Linked DNA regions of Mus musculus: region 1 is linked to region 2. Evidence: chromatin contacts called from ENCODE Hi-C or POLR2A ChIA-PET data. All regions are on one chromosome and are shown on one strand. The core of a region is the stretch at or near the end of the contact, and the rest is flanking DNA. Distances in the headings are between cores, read along the strand shown. Region 1 holds the start of Camk1g (calcium/calmodulin-dependent protein kinase I gamma). Region 2 holds the start of Utp25 (UTP25 small subunit processome component).

Region 1 (2,700 bases), core at 135-2,634, 240 kb after region 2:
TGCCTCCTCAGCCTTCAGGTTTTTCCCAAAGTTTCCGTCATCTTTAAACAGGGCTCTTTTACACACACACACACACACACACACACACACACACATCACAGCAACATGGAAAAGACTGGTGTTCAAATGCTGCCAGGACACAAGGGATGCTGGCTTTATAGCTATATCAGTCACCTTACTTCTCTGAGCTATATACTAAATGGGTTGCAGGGGACCATCTAGCACATCACTGGATGGATTAAAAGCCCATTGCCAGCTGCAAAGCGTGGCAGTATCAGCTATTACTAAGCACTTTGTACTCTGGTTCTCATCCTTGGCACTGGCTTAGCTCAGGTCCACAGGAATGATGGTCCCAGCCCAACCGTGCTCTGTGACCTGGAAAGATTCCTTAACCGAGACAGAACCCGCTTGACCCTCTTGACCCAGCTCAGAGATTTTTCCTCTTGATCAATTTTCTGTTTCCAGAGCAGGAGGCTGGCCAGGCTCACACTGCAGCTGGCCCTGCAACCACCTCCTCTAGTCTCAGGGTTAAAGCTGTGCGTCAAACTTACGTGGAGAGAGGGGCTAGCGTGGGTGGTGAATCCGAACCTACTCTGAATACCCCACAGAGCAACACTGGGCAAGTTTAGACTCCAGGAACAGATGAGCCCCTGGGGAAGGTGAAGGGACCAGCTATGACTGAAAGCTTTAGCTTATGTCTGTGTCCTGCATCTTTATGCAGCAGCCTTGGACCTGGGGTGGGAAGCTGAACCCTGTCTCCGAGACCCTGCTGCAAGGCCTGAGGCCATCTGCCCCCCCAAAAGAGCAGCCACAGGCTATTTACCATGGCCTTTGTATCCACAAGCTATCCATCCCCACCAAAGATGCTAGTGTGGGTGGGGTAAGCCATCTCCTTTGATAGACGAGTTAGGTCCCAGAGGTAAAGGAATGAAGGGTGAGCTAGAAGAGGGGTGCTAAGGAGCTATAGGTCCTGTTACCCCCTCCCATCCCCAGCCATACCCGAGCTCACTGGGCACAATGCTCTCCTATTTCTGTCTCTGCCCGTAAGTACAGAAGGTTCTCCTGGTCCAGCCCAGGAGGAATGATCAGATATCCCCCCCAGGAAGCACCTACTAGGGCCTCATACAGCTTCTCTTTCCATTACAACTTACCCTTGAGACTACAAGAGCCAGGAGAGACTGACAGGGGCTGAAAGGAAGTGAGTCTTCAAACCCTCTCCCTCTCCGTGCCAACAAGATAACCTCCCCAGAGACCAGAGAAGAAACAGGCTGTCTTACCCAGGGGCTCACAAGAAAGGTGCTCCAGTCTGTGATCTTGGCCAGCAAGCCTGCTCCTACAGGTCTGTGAGGATTAGCTGCCCCAGTGCTTTAACAATAAACCCAATTAAAGGGGAGGAATACAGGGGTTTTCTTTCCCAGGACTGTAACCAGGCAGCCTTAAAGGGGAGTAAAAGTAGCTAGAGTGGTTTGTATCTCTCCTTGCTTTTCTGGGCTCTGCTCTTCCTCCCTCCCTCCTAGGGAATTAAAAAAAAAAAAAAAAGCCAAGCTCAGAAAGAACCCTTTAATGCCCGAGTAGCTGTTTACACACTGTGTGTTTGAGGGCACAGCTGTGTTAAATGTTGTCTGCATTGATGTGTGAATAACAGAAAACAACGTGAGATTAAGTTGTGGATTTCCCCCTGAAGTGTAAACAGAAAAAAAGCAGAGAAGCTGTCTGGGACTGCCTGACTCAGTTTCCACTTTACACAGCAGTTGCTGGGTTAGGTGGTCTAAAAGCCCCTTCCCCCAGCCCTGGAACGGATCTGTATCTGCTGAGAAGTGGTCATCCTCGCTGAGCAGTGAGCCTATTATTTTGTCTCCGAAGGAGGAGGGAGAGAAGCCCCTGGTTTGGCAGGTTCTAGCCTAATCTCTGATGCCTCTCCTCTCCTCTCCTCTGGGCCCCCAACCCCATTCTGTCCCCAGTCATAACTCGGGAGACTGCAGGAGACCACTAGACCTCTAGAAATGCCCTGTTCCCTCTGGAACTTCATCTTCATCTCTCTGCCTTGCCCCTTGGCTAGTCTTCTTTTCCCTCTTCAGGTTCCTCGGGCCTCTGACTTCTGGATCTTGTTTTCTCCTTCTCTAGTCTCTCAGTGCTGCCCACCCACGCTCCCATAACCACCTTCATGAGGAACGCTCACCTGAATGTGGCCATATTCTAGCTACCTCCAACCTCACTTTTCTCCTGGAATTTTCCTCCTGAAGGTCAGTATCTATCAACTTCCCAGGAACTCTTCTTGTTTGTGCTGTCCCCAGATCCTGTTAGCCCTTAGACACGTTCGTATGTTCTTCCTAGTTAGCCTTCTATTTTGTGTCACCCCGAAGTGTTGGAAAAATAGCATTTTCATGGCTCCATGACAGGAGCTGTATTAAAAAGCATTATCCCTCTACCCTTGAGCCTGGCCTTGCTGTCTAGGGGTGATCACTTTTGTTACTTCTTACGCATGCCTCTGGCAAACTCATGGATGCCAACAAATAGAATATGTATGCATCTCCTTGTTATGCCTTCTGAAGTCTCTTGTTCTAGTCTACTTCCTGTCTCTGTGATAGACACCTTGACTAAAAGCATCATGGGACAGGAAGGGCTTATTTGAATTACACAGTTCTGATTACAGTCCATCACTGAGGAAAGTAAAGGCAGAACTTCAAGAGGAGCTGAAGT
Region 2 (2,756 bases), core at 250-2,749:
AACTAGATTTAAAAGAAATTAGAAGTCATGAAATCAAAAGGACAAGAATTTGGGAAGAGGAAAGGGATGAGCAGAGATGGAAGACAAACAGTCAAAGGAAGGAAATGAATACGATCAGATAATTTTGACTGGAAAAGTCCTTAGGAAACCCGCTACTTTGTATAATGAATATACATTAACTCACAGACAAAACAAAAATCCCTATGAGCTTTTCAGCAAATATTACAGTCTCATCTCTTGAACCAAGCCGGGCATGAAACTTAAATAAAACAGTTAACCAAGCTATGGTTCTAATTGACATCAGCTGCACGTGGAAAGAAAACTGACTTTTCAAACAAAATTTCAGGTTATGAGTTTTAACTTACATCTCAGACATCAGGTTTCATGTTGCATGATGTAAGAGGAGAATTACAAGCAAGTGTCACTGTCTGAGTCTCCGGGCCCCTTGTCCATTTTATACTGTGTGAAGCCTTTCATGCACAAGGAGCCAGCACTCTGATGAACCCCTTCCACAGAACTTAAGACAGTGTCATGGGGTAGTTTCCAACCATAGCCTCTCTCATCACATGGTAATTTCTACAGCTGTCTCCATCACTTACAACCAATTGGGTAGCATTACTAAAATCACAGCTCACACCCAAAACAGAGAAACACGGGGATGCAAACCAAACTTTACGTTTACACCCAATCTTAAAGGTAACAACCCAATTCCAACTACTATAAAGAAAAAAAGCATTACCAGCTGACAAATCTGCGGCTTGGCTTCCTTCTTGGAAACCCTAAAATAGAAATAGATAACATTAAACTTTAGCTGCTAGTTCGTAACAATCACGAAAAGGCATAATGATTCTGCTTTAAATGAATACCAAAAAAAAAAAAAATGTCCAATACAGGATAATATCCAGTCAGTGTAAAAAATGAAATTCTGCATGCACAAGGGCAGAGATGATCAGCAGACAAAAGGGTAACAGACAAGAGAGCTCAATGACATCTCTTAAGAAAGGATAAGTCAGAAACTGGCTTTTAACGGCACACCGGGGTTCACCTCTCAGGGCCAACTTTATCTCCCGACCTCCCGTCCTGTTTTTGGAGACCCTTACGCGGCCCTGGCTGGGCTAAGCTGCGATTTCGCGCCTGAGCCCGCGCGTGCTCGGATGACAGGCAGCACGGCCCGCGGTCTCAGCAGGTCCCGGTGCAGAGCGCACCTCCGCAGCGGGGTTCCCGTCCTGCACCGACCGGACCCGGCTCAACTCGGCCGGAACCAGCCCTCCCGGCGGCCCGCGCACCCCGACCTGTCGTAGAAGGGGTGCTCCTCGCCGAAGTCGCGGAGGTGCTTCTTCTGCTTCTTGGTCATGGTGCTGAGCATCTGGCTGCGGCCCCGGTTCCGGCGTTTGCCCATAGCGGAAACGTCAAGCTCGCCACAAACAAACAAACAAAACACAAGGTTCCCAGTGGCAAGTTGTCGCTGTCGCACGTGGGCACGCTGGCTTTACGGCGGAGGCGGGAGCCGTAAAGCAAAGCTGCTTTACGCCCAGAGAGTACGACAGGCGTTACACCCTCTGGTCGCTATACTGCCCCCTGCCGGAGCGCCTCTAGCACATAGGCGTGTCTACGCATGCGTGATCGGAACACCAGCTCCTAGGGCTGCAGGGACTGGCTGTCTTTCCGGGATGGAGTGGCTTGCTTTGTGCTTATCTTTTACCTTTTTTTTTTTTTTTTTTTTCTCCAAAATTGAGGAGGACGAGGTTGGTGGTCCTTTGTCCCTCTCCCAGGAGCTAAGAACTGAACCCAGGACCTTGCACTGGTTTTCAAGCACTAAGCGAAATCCACAACCGCGTGGTTCGCTTTGATATGTCAATGTATGCTAGCAGAAATGGTTGAATGCTACTCAGAAGAATAAGGACCATCGCTTAAGGGTGCCCGCACACCCCACTTAACGGCACACTGTCCAGACGGATCTAGCGAGTCAGTCTGTTGAGAAAGATGCAGACACCGATGCTTAGCAAGAAAGATCATTCATTAGTCTCTGGGAGTATGTGAGGTGATCCTCTCCTGACATTGCTTCTTTAACAAAAGCAGAAACACACAAGATAAAGTAGGATCTTGTATGTGTTATCACCCAAACGAGTGAAACTGTACATTTAAAGTTGATGTGTATTAGCCTGAGTGTGAGTAATAGCCTAAACGGGCCAGGGGCGTTGCTCGCTCATATGTAGGGTGCTTAGCCAAGGTACTTTTCAAATCCTGGGGTTTGATCTTTAACACTGAGCAAAACAAACCCACACAGCAAATAAACTAGTGGTGACTCACACCTGTGATCTCAGTCCCCGGGAGGCCGAGGCAAGAGAATGAAGTGTTAGAGACCTTTACTTAAAAAATAAAATTGAGCCGGGCATGGTGGCACACGCCTTAAATCCCAGCTCTTGGGAAGCAGAGGCTGGCAGATCTCTGTGAATTTGATGTTACCCAGGGAAAATAAAACAAGACCCAACTTCTCTAAATAAACAAAGGAACGAACAAAAATAGCTGAGGCCTGTATTTCAAGGACACACAGCAATAGGTGAGGCTGTTTGACACCACACAAAGACATACTTCCCTTCAAAACTAACCGAGGTTCAATGTAAACAAAGTACTAGCTCCAGCTTAGACTCAAAGCACAACTGGAGACATCGAAACATCTTTCTGTGGAAGAGTAGGGGTTTACTCAGGTCCACCTGTCCGCCCTCTGTTCCAGGGTCATCTACTACTAATAATTA

Evidence for each region. Hi-C counts contacts between places; a loop is a spot of excess contacts on that map. ChIA-PET counts read pairs that join two places held with the same protein, here RNA polymerase II (POLR2A).
Region 1: a loop to region 2 is called in a map of v-Abl transformed pro-B cells, with 2.8 times the contacts of the local background. The contact joins the promoter of Camk1g here to the promoter of Utp25 in region 2. A Hi-C loop is called at or near these places in 1 of 37 maps with a recorded cell type or tissue (v-Abl transformed pro-B cells). POLR2A ChIA-PET finds 5 or more read pairs at or near these places in 1 of 5 experiments (embryonic stem cell).

Annotation. Positions count from the first base shown.
Region 1 is chr1:193,368,898-193,371,597 of GRCm38, forward strand. Camk1g (calcium/calmodulin-dependent protein kinase I gamma) reads right to left here and starts at 1,385. Exons shown (of 13, transcript NM_144817.2): 1 at 1,278-1,385.
Region 2 is chr1:193,128,752-193,131,507 of GRCm38, forward strand. It overlaps Utp25 (UTP25 small subunit processome component), which reads right to left and starts at 1,500. Exons shown (of 12, transcript NM_145415.2): 1 at 1,293-1,500; 2 at 740-779. The coding sequence starts at 1,399.